Regions from separate parts of the Homo sapiens genome. Here region 1 is linked to region 2. A link is a loop called in an ENCODE intact Hi-C map of the cell type or tissue named here. Cell type or tissue: K562. All regions are shown on one strand. Each heading gives the region's core, and the rest is flanking DNA. Links, peaks and the distances in the headings are about the cores only. Region 1 has its middle 9.6 kb from the start of ZFAND2A-DT. Region 2 has its middle 31 kb from the start of FOXL3-OT1.

What was found. A loop is a pair of places that touch in the nucleus more often than their neighbours do. Peaks named below come from ENCODE experiments on the same cell type or tissue, not always from the same donor. Only the 100,000 strongest peaks of a DNase experiment are listed, where the experiment ranks them.
Region 1: a loop joins it to region 2, with 6 times the contacts of the local background. A loop is called at or near these places in 5 of 110 quality-filtered maps.

The regions. Positions count from the first base shown.
Region 1 is chr7:1,166,199-1,173,712 of GRCh38, forward strand. No RefSeq gene overlaps it. Among named protein-coding and RNA genes, the nearest start is that of ZFAND2A-DT, 9.6 kb to the left of the region's middle. RefSeq lists enhancers at 3,251-4,226, 3,788-4,177, 4,227-5,200. In K562, for the core only: a CTCF peak has its summit at 3,860 (motif pointing left); a DNase peak (open chromatin) is centred at 3,823; H3K4me3 peaks cover 1,161 bases.
Region 2 is chr7:318,916-326,429 of GRCh38, forward strand. No RefSeq gene overlaps it. Among named protein-coding and RNA genes, the nearest start is that of FOXL3-OT1, 31 kb to the left of the region's middle. RefSeq lists a silencer at 3,269-3,518. In K562, for the core only: a CTCF peak has its summit at 3,359 (motif pointing right); a DNase peak (open chromatin) is centred at 3,406; H3K4me3 peaks cover 201 bases; H3K27me3 peaks cover 894 bases.

The DNA.
Region 1 (7,514 bases), core at 2,846-5,345, 850 kb after region 2:
CGATACTCCTGCGTCAGCATCCCGAGTAGCTGGGATTACAGGCATGTGCCACCATGCCTGGCTAATTTTTGTATTTTTAGTAGAAACGGAGTTTCACCATGTTGGTCAGGCTGGTCTCGAACTCCTGACCTCGTGATCTGGGTGCCTTGGCCTCCCAAAATGCTGGGATTACAGGCGTGAGCCACCACACTCGGCCAAGTCAGAATTTTAAGTTTCATCTTTTTTGTAATTAATTGAACACCTGCATTCAAAGAAACAGAGAAGTACCACCACGCATAAGTAAGGTGGCCATGGCGTACCTAGGTTTCTCAGCCTATCAAGCTTAGGGGCTTCTTTTTACGTGAAGTCCTCCTAAGACAGCCTCTGATAGCTGCCTTGTGGTCAGCAGGGAAGAAGGGCCTTGTAATAGCACGACTCTGCAGGGAGGCGGGCAGCTCTCATGGCCTTAGTTTGCAGACCTCGAGATGTCCACTAGAAAGGAGGAGATCGTGGCTGGCTGCGGTGGCTCACGCCTGTAATCCCAGGATTTTGGGAGGCCGAGGCAGGCGGATCACGGGATCAGGAGATCGAGACCATCCTGGCTAATGTGGTGAAACCCCGTCTCTACTAAAAATACAAAAACTTAGCCGGGCGTGGTGGCGGGCGCCTGAGTCCCAGCCACTCGGGAGGCTGAGGCAGGAGAATGGCGTGAACCCGGGAGGCAGAGCTTGCAGTGAGCCGAGAATTGCGCCACTGCACTCCAGCCTGGGCGACAGAGCGAGACTTCGTCTCAAAAAAAAAAAAAAAAAAAAAAGAGGAGGTCGCAGCGTCTCCAGTAACACATCAACTCCGCAACAAGGGGCCACAAGTGTTCCTCGCCAACGGGTCCCTGCTACGATCCCTATTTTAAATAAGGGGAAACTGAGGCGTGGAGGGGGTAAGAAACAGAGAAGTCAGAATTCAAACCTGGACGACGCCTGTTAGTTTTTTGGGATTACAGGGGTAAGCCACTGTGCCCGGCCACACGTGTTAGTTTTTTGGGATTACAGGGGTAAGCCACTGTGCCCGGCCATGCCTGTTAGTTTTGTAACTCCAGCATTCCTGTCTCTCCTGCATTTGTCAATAGCACTAGTCCTTTGTGGTGAGTTTTTTTTTTTTTTTTTTTTTTTTTTTTGGAGACAGGGTCTTCCTCTATCGCCCAGGAGTGCAATGGTGCGATCTTGGCTCACTGCAACTTCCATCTCCCAGGTTCAAGCAATTCTCCTGCCTCAGCCTCCCGAGTAGCTGGAATTACAAGCACCCACCACCACGTTCAGCTAATTTTTGTGTTTTTGGTAGAGACAGGGTTTTGCCATTTTGGCCAGGCTGGGCTCGAACTCCTGGCCTCAAGAGATCCGACCACCTCGGCCTCCCAAAGTGCTGGGGTTACAGGTGTGACCCACTGCGCCCAGCCTTTTTTTTTTTTTTTTTAATACAGATTGGGTCTTGCTATGTTGACCAGGCTGGTCTAGAACTCCTGGCCTCAAGCGATTTTCCCACCTTGGCCTCCCAAGGTGCTGAGATTACAGGCATGAGCCACCGTGCCCGGCCAGGACCACCCCTTTGGAGTGATACCTCTCCCCAATTTTATGTGGCTCTGGTGGGTCATCCCTCAGTGTCCACTTAACAGTGACAGTGACGTTATGTCCTGCTTTTCCCAGAAGAGTCCCAGGTTATGTTAACTGTTCTAGCAAAATTATTCAGAGCACCCCATTTTCAGTCTCAGAAATGTCTCCATTAGTGTCATGTGAAGTCACCCTAAACGAGGTCAAGAAAATCATCCAGGCTGGGCGTGGTGGCTCATGCCTGTAATCCCAGCACTGTGGGAGGCTGAGGCAGGTGGATCACTTGAGGTCAGGAGTTCGAGGCCAGCCTGCCCAACATGGTGAAACCCCGTCTCTACTAAAAATACAAAAATCAGTCAGGCGTGGTGGTGGCACCTGTAATCCCAGCTACTCGGGAGGCTGAGGCACGAGAATCACTTGAACCCGGGAAGCGGAGGTTGCAGTGAGACCAGATCGTGCCACAGCACTCCAGCCTGGGCAAGAGTGAGACTGTCTCAAAAACAAACAAAAAAACTCCTCTTAGTTCATGCGTGGATTCTGATGCAGGCTTGCAGGGAGACCCTCAGGTGCTGCCCATGAGTAGCTGCGTTGACGGTAGCTGCTTCCTGGCTACCCCGAGGGGCTGCTCTGCAGTCAGGGGAGAGGGGCCGGCTCTCAGGGAAAGGCATCAAGAACCACACTTGAGTTCCTGGATCCGGGCACATCTAAAATTTAGGAGCCCATAAACTCCCGTTTTCACAGAACCTATTTTGAGTTGGGTTCTTGCCACATGCAATCAGAAGTCCTGGCCGACACACAACTTTGGCTTCAGCAGTCTCCCTGGGTGTCCCCACCCCATCCCGTTCCCTGTGTTCAAAGGCGCTTGGGGCCATCCTCCACTGTGAAACTCCCAGACACGCCAGCCCAGCTGCTTCAGGTGTGCGCTGGGAAATTTTCACTCCCTGAATTCCAAAAATGATGGCAGCCTCTGCCTCACCCTCATAAACGCAACGTTTACATTTATTGTCCAGTTGTTTCAGGACGTGGATTTTCTTTGTTTTGCTTTTTTTTTTTTTTTTTTTGAGACAAGAGTTTCACTTTTGTCCCCCAGGCTCGAGTGCAGTGGCGCGATCTTGGCTCACCACAACCTCCACCTCCCAGGTTCAAGCGATTCTCCTGCCTCAGCCTCCTGAGTAGCTGGAACTACAGGCGCTGCCACCACACCTAGCTAATTTTTGTATTTTTAGTAAAGATGGGGTTTCACCATGTTGGCCAGCCTGGTTTGGAACTCCTGGCCTCAGGTGATCCGCCCGCCTTGGCCTCCCAAAGTGCTGGGATTACAGGTGTGAGCCACCGCGCCCAGCCCTTTTTTCTGTCTGAGAACAAGAAGACAGTAAGCTCTGGGGAAAAAACAGGACCCACCTTCATCTTTCTTATCTTTGCTGTGCACTTCTTACAAATATTTGCTGAGGCTGTGAATTATAATTGCAAAAGTAGAATCCACTGTGTCCAAGCAGAAGAGAGGGTGTCATGGGGAGCGGGCAGTGGGGAGTCACCTGTCTGCCAGGCTGGACGGGTGAACACATTCATCATCTTTAGGCATGCGAGCTTCTCCTACCTCTATCCATCCTTCCTTCAGCCCATTTCCCCCGACTTCTGCCACCACCTCCGGGACGTCCTGAAGGCGAACCGGCCTCCCACCTGCTAAGTCCAACAGACACTTCAGCCTGGCTCTCACCAGCCATGGCGGGTTGCCCTCCTACCTCTTGACAACACGCTCTTCCTCGGCTGCAGAGACACCTCCTCTCCGTATTTTCCTCCCACATTAGCAATGACCACACTCAGGCTATGTCACTCATGGTATTTTTGCATCAGAAATGCCATCCTTGGGCCGGGCGCCATGCCTCATGCCTGTAATCCCAGCGCTTTGAGAGGCCGAGCCGGGTGGATCCCTTGAGGCCAGGAGTTCAAAAACGGCCTGGGCAACATAGCAAGACCCTGTCTCTACAAAAAGAAACAGTTTTTAAGTCATTCCTGATTTTACAACGCTACTCTGATCTGAGCCCCTGTGGCCTCGGGATCCCCAGGCGTCTGTTCCCGAGAACGCGGGGCAGAAAGCCTAGTCCTGCACGCAGTACCAACAATGCGGAGTCAGCGGGTTGTTTCGACTTTGTTCTGTTTCCTGAGGGGTTCTGAATAAGGGCCACCCCCTTCCTCCTCTGTGCCGCCATGTTCCCTCCCGGCCACGCCCCCTTGCAACCCCTCCAATCTCCGCCCTGCACCCTGGCAGCTCCCCCTGGCGGCAGCAGCGGGTCTTCGTGGAGTCAGCCCCTCCGCTGCTTGGCCGCTGGGTTTGTCCCTTATTTTAATGGATGCGCGTTGGCTAGGACTGCAACATTGTTTCTTTCTTCCACAAATTTTAGTTTGAAACAGACAGGAAGTTAATTTCCCGTCTGGCTGCCACACCTGCTGGTGGCGTGGACTGCGGCCCTTAGGCTGTTCCTTGCTCGATTTAACCCTGGGAGACATCGAAGCCTTCCCACCCAAGCTGTAGGGAGCTGTTGAAGACCTGGTTCACACGAGATCCTTTGCGGGGTGCAGCTGGGGAAAGCATGATTTCAGCTTGTAAGCTGCATGGAGAATGCAAATGTATGTGTGTGTGTATATATATATGTGTATATATATATATATATATATATATATATATATATATATACTTTTTTTTCTTTTCTTTTTTTTTCTTTTTTTTTTTTTGGAGACAGAGTGTCCCTCTGTTGCCAGGCTGGAGTGCAGTGGCACGATCTCGGCTCACTGCAACCTCCTCCTCCCAGGTTCAAGCGATTCTCCTGCCTCAGCCTCCCAAGTAGCTGGGACTAGAGGTGCACGCCACCATGCCCGGCTAATTTTTGTATTTTTAGTAGAGACAGACTTTCACCACATTGGCCAGGCTGGTCTCGAACTCCTGACGATGTGATCCATCCGCCTCAGCCTCCCAAAGTGCTGGGATTACAAGCGTGAGCCACTGTGCCCGGCCAATGTATATATTTTTTCAAGACAGCTCAACCCAAAGTAGCACCAGCATGGACAGGCCGAGTGACGAAGACAGTGCTGGAGGCACACAGAGGCTGTGGGGGCAAGTATGCGGCCGGCTGGACCTGCGGGGACCCTGCCCGTGGCTGGAAAGGGGACCAGGGGGTCCCTGGGAAACACAGGGCTCTGACCTCTGTGCAGGGTGAGGAAGGGTTTTACCAGCAGAGGGAGAGCTCAGCCCAGGCCCGAAGTCAGCACGACGAGCAGCTGACCCCTGGGATCTTTGAGGAACCTGAAAGTGCTTGATGGTCTTTGTGAATCTGAAATCCGAGCGAAGCGTCAGACCCTCGAGTTTCCCCAGGGGAACTCCGTTAGTCTCCTGGGATTTGATGTATTCACGCTTTGTTCCTTCTGGACCAGTCACGCCCCACGCCAATCTGAGCCGTCGGGGGTTGGCCCTTCCAGGATGCTGTGATTAGGTCTAGGGAATTCCACCTGGAGGGAAGGGTGGGCTGTGTCCTAGGGAATTCCACCTGGAGGGAAGGGTGGGCTGCGTCCTCGGGAGGGAGACAGCAGGTGGCAGGCTTCGGCCTCCCAGGCAGCCCTATTGAAAAGTGAAGCCACCTGGACTTCCTGGGTCAAGTGGGGACTGGGACAACTTTTCTATCTAGCAAGAGGATTGTAAAATGCACCAATCAGCGCTCTGTAAAATGCACCAATCAGCACTCTGTAAAATGCACCAATCAGCACTCTGTAAAATGCACCAATCAGTGCTCTGTAAAATGCACCAATCAGCACTCTGTAAAAATGCACCAATCAGCGCTCTGTAAAATGCACCAATCAGCACTCTGTAAAATGCACCAATCAGTGCTCTGTAAAATGCACCAATCAGTGCTCTGTAAAATGCACCAATCAGTGCTCTGTAAAATGCACCAATCAGCAGGATTCTAAAAGTAGTCAATCGCAGAGAGGATTGAAAAAAGGGCACTCTGATAGGACAGAAATGGAACATGGGCGGGGCCAATAAGGGAATAAAAGCTGGCTGCCACCAACCACCCCCGCCCCCCCCCCCCACCTCTAGCCAGCAGTGGCAACGTGTTCGGGTCCTCGTCTATGCTGTGAAAGCTTTATCCTTTCTCTCTTCACAATAAACCTTGCTACTGTTCACTTTTTGGGTCCGTGCCATCTTTAAGAGCTGTTAACACTCACCGCGAAGGTCCCTAGCTCCATTATCGAAGTCAGGGAGACAACGAACCCACCAGCAGGAACCACCTCCGGACACACTATGTCCCTGCATCCCCGAAGCTCCCGCTACTCCCTGGAATATTCTTTGAAAAGGGTCCCTGTGTCCTTTTTTGCCAGCAACAGAAACTCTAAAAACAGCCACCATTATAGCAATCAATTACCAAACTCTTCTGCTGAGGCCAGGCAGAAAGCAAAGCACAACGGACCTTACCAGGAGGCCCCGCCGCTCCTGTCCAGCCCCTGCCCACTCACTCAGGTGCTCATCACCCCCAGGAGGCTCCACTGCTCCTGTCCAGCCTCTACCCACTCTCTCAGGTGTCCATCACTTCCAGGAGGCTTTGCGCTCCTGTCCAGCCCCTGCCCACTCACTCAGGTGCTCATCACCCCCAGGAGGGCCCCCCTCCCTGCCCAGCTTCCCCCTACTCACTCAGGTGCTCATCACCCCCAGGAGGCCCCACTGCTCCTGTCCAGCCTCTACCCACTCTCTCAGGTGTCCATCACCTCCAGGAGGCTTTGCGCTCCTGTCCAGCCCCTCCCCACTCACTCAGGTGCTCATCACCCCCCGGAGGGTTCCCCCCCTCTGTCCAGGCCATCCCCGCTCTCTCAGGTGGTTGTTGCCCCCGGGGAGGGGCCCTGCTCCTCATCCAGCCCCTCCCACTCACTCAGGTGGTCATCTAGGGGCGAGGTAGACAAAGCCCAGGTACCGACGGCCTTTCCGTCCTCTCTGGTCCCTCTTGGCTGGAGTTCAGGCAGCTAGGTGGCTGGATTCTGTGTTAGGGTGTAGGACAGTGCTAGCCCGGGGTGGCGGGTGCCAGGTCCCTGACATTCCGGGTCTGAGCAGCTGGCAGGAGACTGGGGCAGGAGCCAGCAGTAGCTGCCCTCACCCACAGCACCAGGCTGGCCTGCGTGGGAATCAGAACCCACTGCCTGGTGCTCACAGAGAAGGAGTTTACTCTTCCCCCACCCCCAAAACTGAATGGATTTAATTAGCAGTTTGGGGTTCTCCCCTGTCACGGCTTTGGTCTAAGCTGATGAGGAAACCACAGACTCTCCCACTTTTGTACCCTTTCTTTGATGGGCAAGCGGACGCAGGCGCTGGAAGCCACGTGGCCTGAACCCGGCTCCTCTTGGGGCCTCCCGTGCAGGCCAAACTCCTTTTCTCTGATTGTTATATTATCCCAGAGAGGGCAGAATGGAGCTGGCCGAAAGCTTTTGAACATTGAGTCACGAGTGCAACGCAATGGAGGACTGCGGATATGAAATCTGACAGAGCTGCTGCCGCTGGCCATGCGGCGCCCAAGGGTGGGTGGGGTGTACTCTGTGGCTGTCCGTCATCAGCAGGAGACAGCTGCCCTCTGCCAGGTTGCCGGGGCCGAATTCTCCCTGGCTTCGGATGGCATGGTCCAGGTAGCTGGGGGTGGAAGATTCCGTCCCCTGGATCCACACAGTCACAGCACACTGTTGCCCACTGCATGGCAGCCTTGAGGCCGCCATCTCCTCTATCCTTGGCTCTCACACATGGGGCTCAATCCTGTCTCTTCTCTTTTTTTTGTTTTTTTGAGACGGAGTCTCACTCTTGTCGCCCAGGCTGGAGTGCAGTGGTGTCATCTCAGCTCACTGCAACCTCCGCCTCCCGGGTTCAAGTGATTATCCTGCCTCAGCTTCCCGAGTAGCTGG
Region 2 (7,514 bases), core at 2,358-4,857:
TCAACCCCAAACCCCAAAGGCAGCTGCCCTGAGCACCAGCGTGTGCCCTCTGCACACTCGTTTCTCTGCAGACGCAGACCTCGCATTCTAGTTTTTGTCACACAGATTGGATCCCGCTCTGTGTACCATTCTGCCTTTTCCTCACCAGTAATCCCTCCCAGGTATTCGAGTCAATATTTGCCGAGCTCTATTTCCCCAGCTCTGTGCTTGTGATCTTGCCAAAAAGGGTCAGGCGTAGCCTCTGATCTCTGGAAACGTGCACCCAGCATGCGTCTCTCTGCTTGTCTGAGCTGGCTTCCCTGAGAGAATCTGAGAACATTTTGGGATAACAGCACCCTCCTGTTTATTGCCTGATACCACATGAGCTCTCAGTCAGCCTGGGAGGTCAATCCCACAGGTTAGCCCTATTTTTGGCGAGGGCACATGGATGCTAGAGAAGTGGCCAAGATCACAGAGCAGCTGAGAGGCTAAGTTTAGTCCAGCCCCAACCCGGGCAGCTGCAGAGCCATGTTCTTGACCCCTCTCCACGCCCAGGGTTGGATGGTGCTGGAAGCGGATGATCTTCCTGATTCCAGGTGGTTCGTGGAGCAAGAGGGGCAGCCATGAGCACTCGGAGATCAGCAGGGAGAAGGCTGAGGTCACAGGGATCCCCTGTTACAAGGGTCAGGGGAACTTGGCTCAACATCACAGGTTCTGGGGGAGGGCAACGGTGGCGCAGGATTGGGGTGAGGGTTTTTGCCAAGGAATGCAGGAGATGAGAAGAGCAGGAGTGTGGGATGGGTCACCCACAGCCTCCCCCTTCTCCCCACTACCTATCTATAAGTTATCACTGGCTCACACACAGAGGATGCTGTGGCAGAGAAGGAACTCACGCCCTGCCCAGACAGCTGCCCCTTGCTTGAGAGCACTGTTTGCTGAGCACTGTAGAACTTTATGCAGAGCCCAGGTAACTTCAGCCAGAGAGGGAATGCGATTTAAAATCTGGCCTAGACTCAACAGTAAAAAGACAAATAATTCAACTTGAAAATGGGCAAAGGATTTGATAGACATTTCTCCATAAAAGATTGGCCACTAAGCACCTGAAAAGATCATCAATGTCACTAAATTATTAGGGAAACACAAATGAAATCCACAATGAGACTCCACTCCACACCCACTAGGATGGTTATAATTTTTTTAAATGGGAAATAACAAGCGTTGATGAGGATATAGAGAGACTGGGACCCTCATACCCTGCTTGTGGAACATAAAATGGTGCTGCCACTTTGAAAAACAGTTTGGCATTTTCTCAAAAAGGCAAACATAATTACTGTAAGACTCAGAAATTCCAATCCTAGGTATACACCCAAAGGAACTGAAACAGGAACTCAGAGAGATACTAGGATACAAAGGTTCACAGCAGCATCACTCACAACAGCCACAAAGTGGAAGCAACCCACCTGTCCATCAACAGATAAATGGAGAAACAAAGTGTGGTTTGTCCATGCCGTGGAATATTATTCAGCCATGAAAAGGAATGAAGCACAGACCCAGACCATAACCTGGACAGCCTCAAAGTCACCCTGCTCAGGGAAAGAAGCCAGGCACAGCAGGCCACTGTTTCCATGATTGCATTTGTATGAAATGTGCAGAATGGGCAAATCCACAGGGAGGGAGAGCAGATGGGCGTTGCCAGGAGCTGGGGGAGGGACACTTATGAGGGACAGCTAACAGGTACAGGGTTTCTTTTTATGGTGATGCAGATGTTCTGGGATTAGGTAGTGGTGATGGCTGTACAATATTGTAAATCTACTGAAAACAGCTGGCTTGTACACCTTAAAATGGTAATTTTCTGTTACAGGAACTGTGTCTTTTTTTTTTTTGGATGGGGTTTCACTCTGTCACCAGGCTGGAGTGTGGTGGTGCAATCTTGGCTCACTGCAATCTCCGCTTCCTGAGTTCAAGTGATTCTCCTGCCTCAGCCTCCAGAGTAGCTGGGATTACAAGCACACCAGCACACCCAGCTAATTTTTTTTTTGTATTTTTAGTAGAGACAGGGTTTCACCATGTTGGCCAGGATGGTCTCGATCTCCTGACCCCGTGATCTGCCCGCCTCGGCCTTTCCCAAAATGCTGGGATTACAGGCGTGAGCCACCGCACCTGGCCCTGTGTCTTCGTTTTAAAATGGCACACACACAGTCTGGCCCAGGATGAATCCTGCAGCCCCTTCCTGCTGGGTAAGACAGAGCACTTCAACTCTCTCTGAGCCTTCAGCTTCCTTGTGCCTGAAATAGGGGCAATAGTGCCTGACTCACAGGCTGTTACGCCAATTAAGCGAGATAAGGAGAGAAACACCCAGGACTATTGTGCTGAATTAATGAGATCATGCAAACAATGTAACCCCGGGATCGAAAATAGGGCCATTTAAAAACGTCACTTGGCCCTGTTCCCATCACACCTGTGGGTGACTTGGCTTGACACCTGGCAGTGGGCCATAACCTCCCTGGATCTCTCCCCAAAGCAAATCCTTCAGCCTCTGTGCTGAAGTCCTAACAGCCTGGCCCTAAGCCCCTTTGCCCAGGACACTCACCTGAAGCCAGCATGTCCCTACCCACTCCAGCCAGGCCTGCAGGGAGGGTGGGACTTCTGAAACCACATCATGTCACACTCCTTTTCCCCGCAGCCCCCTTTAGGAAACCCTGCCAGGTACCTAGAATAAAGTCCACGTCTTTATGGCCCACAGAGCTCTGGGATCGCCCTCCTCCACCTGCCCCAGGCCTCGGCAGCAACCGGCTTCATGCATCACTCCACACCCAGCCCACCCAGCCACAGCAGCGCCCATGGGACAAGCCCAGGCTGTGGCCTTCCGGCTTTGCTGTGTTTTCCACTGCACTTCCCGCTGTGGGAAGTAGCTATGCCATGCTTTCTGATGTTAGGCTGCGTTCATTGCATGACAGTTTTGTGTGCCTGTTTCCTTGTTTGCCCCACAGGCTCCATCCACAGACCAGGCGGCGAGTGGTCAGCGCACGGGAGGACTGCCCTTGGGAAGCGCCGCCAAGGCCTTTCTAGCCTCAGTTTCCCAGCTGGAAAACGAGGGGTGCGGGCCCCTCATGCGCAGCCCCTCCTAGCTCTCGAGGTGCAGCGCGGGACTCCCTAGCCCAGGTGGCGATGTGCTTGTCATAAGCCCCTCTCCCTGTCTGGCCACGGAAGCCGAGGCCTGACCGGACGCTGAGGAGTGGGCAGCTTTCCCGTCATCCCACCCTTTCCAGATCTGTCCCCTAAAGCCGGACGTCCGCGCCCGCCCAGCAGCCGCCTTCCAGGAGCTCGGTGCACCTGCTGTCCCGCAGGTGAGGCCGAGGCTGCACGGCCGCGCCACGCCACCAGGTGGCAGCAGAGCGCCAGGGATGGGCCGGGCCGCGGGCTGGGCCAGGCGCAGAGGGCGGTGATCCGGGCCCCGCCCCAACCCCCGGCCACGCCCCCCGAGGCCCAGGCCCCGCCCCCGCCGCCCCGCAGACCCAGGTCTGGGGTCCAGGCCTGCAGCCCGACGCCCCGAAAGAGAGCAGCGCCCTGGACGGAGCGGGGTTGGGGTGGCAGTGGGAGGGCTCCACCAAGAAGGCTGGCTCTGTAAGCCCCTGACACCCATCTTCTCGCGCAGTCACTCCCACAGCCACCCTGTAAGAGGGGCTGAAACGCGGGGAACGCTTGCAGAGCAGCTGTCCTGGTGCTCAGCGAGACAGTGACCTGCTCAGCCCCTGGCGTCCAGTCCGGCTGCCCTCAGGCCCCTCCCTACCCCATCTTTTCTCAAATGCCCTTTAGGGCCTCTGCACCAAATTGAAGCCGAGTGGTCTCTGGATTCACTCCTGTCCTGACCTAGGAGGGGTCTTGCCCAGACCCCAGGCCTGGGGCCTTGCTGGGGCCAGGAGGGCAAGGCGGGGAGGGGGCCCAGGGATGTTGAGCAGGAGACAGACCCAGGCCAGAGGTTTGCTGAGGACAGAGGGGCAAGGAAGGGCCCCAGGGACCCTAAGCAGTTGCCCCCTGGAAAAGACCCCACCCAGGGCCCTTGCTGAGGACAGAGGGCAGGGGACAGGGGGCTCAGGGACCCTGAGCAGCTGCCAGGAGAGGGACCCAGGAAGTCCGGCCTCTCAAACTGAGGTGCCATCCACTCCCCTTGAGGGAGGCTCGGAGTCGGGAAATCCAGGCAGGTGGGAAGGCGCCCCCCTAGTGTCTTCTTCCTCCGCTGTGCTAGTTACATAAAAATTATGGAAGACCATGGTTTTGAACTAAGCGCCTGCTCTGGGTAAAAATCAAATGCAGTCACCCATGGTCAGGCTGTCTGTCACCAAACCCAACCGAAGTTGTCATCTGACCTTCCAAAAAATCAAGAGAGGGCGATTGGCCAGACACGGCGGCTCACACCTGTCATCCCAGCACTTTGGGAGCCTGAGGCAGGAGGATGGCTTGAGCTCAGGAGTCTGAGACCAGCCTGGGCAACACAGTGGAACCCTGTCTCTATAAAAATAATAAATTATTTTAAAAAACAAAAAAGAAAGAAAGAAAAGGAGAGAGAGAGAGAATGGCCAATTTCCCAAACAGGCCGGTTCCAGTCTTCAATCAGTGTGGAATGAAGTTCCCTCTGCTTTAATCCTTAGCCTGAAGTCACCCGATGTGAGACAATCGATTGGTTGTTTTTGTATTTTTCTGCTCCCTGTCCCCGCCCTGCAGGGACAGTAACTTTGAAACGACCCCTCCGCCTGTGTTCTTTGCCTCTGCTTTCTTCTAGGAAGCCCTTTCCATCTGTAAAGCCGCCCCCTCTGCTCAGCTCGAGGAAGCACTAGTTCTGTTTTACAGAGGGACACATTGCCCGATTCTAGAATCGAAATAGAGTCCATTAAGATCTTTAAACTACATGTGTTGTCATTCTGTCCGTTGACAGTGGAAAACCATTTAACACATTGTTTTGTACTAAAGCAAACACAGATGTCCTCTGGAGTTGAATGCAAAGTTTCCATGAAATCCTGTTTAAAAAACAGAAATGTTGAAGCAATTTTGAACCTGGTGGGTGCTGTGTGGGGTTGTGCCCCCAGATCACAGTGGGGCCACACATTTGGCGTCCTCTGATTTTACAGGTACGCCCACAGAGATGTTTGAGAAACCACACAAAACCCATGGTCCCCACTAACAGGGTCATAGGAGAGAATTTGCTGGAAGTCTGGAGGGATGTCAGTGCTGGTGTGGGCAGGACACCAACGCCACAGGGTGGGGTGCGGGGTTGGCCCCCATGGCCACTCTAGCAGTGACCATTCCAGCCTCATGTGCATTGGGGGAGGCCAGCGTGGGGGCAGTGCTACGAGGAGGGACTTGTAGACAGGCCGGGAGGTCGTACTTGCAAACCCTTCCCTCTACGTCCCCAGGCAGCATCTCCTCCCATCTTTCCCTGGACCTCCCACCCCAGCCTCCCCCAGCTCTGCCCTCTCCTGAGCCCCAAACCCACCTCTGATGGTCAAGAGTCATATTAATAGAGTGTTGAATTTTAAGGTAAAAGCATGACTATCCTACAAATATGAAATGCAGCGAGGATTTTATTGAACGCCTTAATTAGCAAGGAAACCAATAAGACGTTAGAACTGGCTCACAGGAGAATTCAAAGCACATTATATAGAAAATAAGGAATGGGCCGGGCACGGTGGCTCACGCCTGTAATCCCGACACTTTGGGAGGCCAAGGAGGGTGGATCACTTGAGGTCAGGAGTTCAAGACCAGCCTGGCCAACATGGCGAAACCCCATCTCTACTAAAATTACAAAAATTAGCCGGGTGTGGTGATGGGCACCTGCAGTCCCAGCTACTTGGAGGCTGAGGCAGGAGAATTGCTTGAACTCAGGAGGCGGAGGTTGCAGTGAGCCGAGATCGCGCCACTGCACTCCAGCCTGGGAGACAGAGCGAGATTCTGTCTCAAAAAAAAAAAAAAAAAAAAAAAACAAGGAGCACCGAAGTGGATTTACAGATGATGTAATGATCGACGGCATTCCACCAGACAAGGTTAACTTGCATTTTTACGGACACGCATCATTTGTATTATTGTATTATTGTCAGGTTTCTGCAAAAGAGCGTGAAAGGCCGCAAGACCCCGGAAGGGTGCGGGAGACGGGACACACAATCCTTTTTGCCCATTTCAAAGTCTTAAAATTTTCCCGACACAGGCAAAACTGCCTACTTACCCACCATTGTCCCAAACACTAAAGGTCGCAAGCCAAGTCGGTCCTTACCTCCCCCGTCCCGCCAGTCAGCCCCATGACCGTCTCCGCAGGTGTCTGGGTCTTCACCCATCTCCTCTCCGAGTATGAGCCTCTGGTCTGCCCAGAAGCTGCCACCCGCCACCTCCCTGTCCCTCAAGGGTGTCATGTGGGAGTGGGTTCCACAGGCCCAGGTTCAAATCCTTTACTGGCTGTGTCATCTTGAAACCTGTGGTTCTGTGTCTCAGTCTCCACATTTGAAAATGGGAGTGGCATTGGCAGCCACCTGCCCACCCTTCTCCTTCCACGATGGAGGGAGACGTTGCTGCCGAGTGGTTGTGAGGACGGCGTGAGTCCACAGTGTGGGGTAGAGCAGACGGCTTCCAGTGCCCCACCCAGCCCCTCTCCCTTCACCCACTGTCTCTGCCCCACACACCTCCTGGCCCCAGCCCCCACACCCCACCTCCCCCCTCTCCAGCTGCATAGACCTCCCTCCCTCCAGCCGAAAGCATTCCTAGCTCCTGATCATCTTAAAAATAAAACCTGAATGCCTTGTGCAGGGGCAAGCTCCCTTCCATCCGGCCCTGAGTTCCAGCTCTGGCTCCACTGTTCAAGCGTCCGTCCCCCACCCATCCGTCTCTGTGTGCTTGGGCCAAGCTGCCCACAACCCCTCTTCCAAAGGAGCCGTGATTCCCTCACATTCGTCACACAGTCCTCTCCCCTGGCCGTGTGCTCACACAGTCCTCTCCCCTGGCCGTGTTCTCACATAGCCCAGGCATCCAATCAGGGTGCTCCTCATGCAGACTGCAGGGACAGACACATCCTCTCTCCTGGGCAGGGTGGGATATGCGATGTGAAGCCTGGCACTGCAGCAGCTATTTTGTGCCCATGAGGAAGAGCTGGCTTTGGAATAAGGCCAACTATGCAGAGGGCAGAGATGGAAAGAAATTGAGGCCGTGACAGCCTCGTTGAGCCGCTGGGTCAAGCCAAGCCTGAACGCCACCTGCCTCCAGACCTCCCGGCATCAGTCCGTTCCCTCTCAGTGAAGGCAGTTGATTTGTCTTTTCTGTTCCATGCAGCCCATTGCTTCCTAACTCATTTCTTCCCCTCATCTGCACCTGTAGCTGGTTTCTGTCCTTGTGCTGTTTTCCTGGATACCCCAGGCACTGCGTGGCCTGCTGTCTGTGTGTCCAGCCCACTCACTCCCTGTCCTTCCCACCAGCTAGCTGGCACTTATGGCCAAGTTTCCAGAGACCCACAGAGGTGGCCACTGCTCAGAAACAAGGCTTGTTCCTGGGGCGGT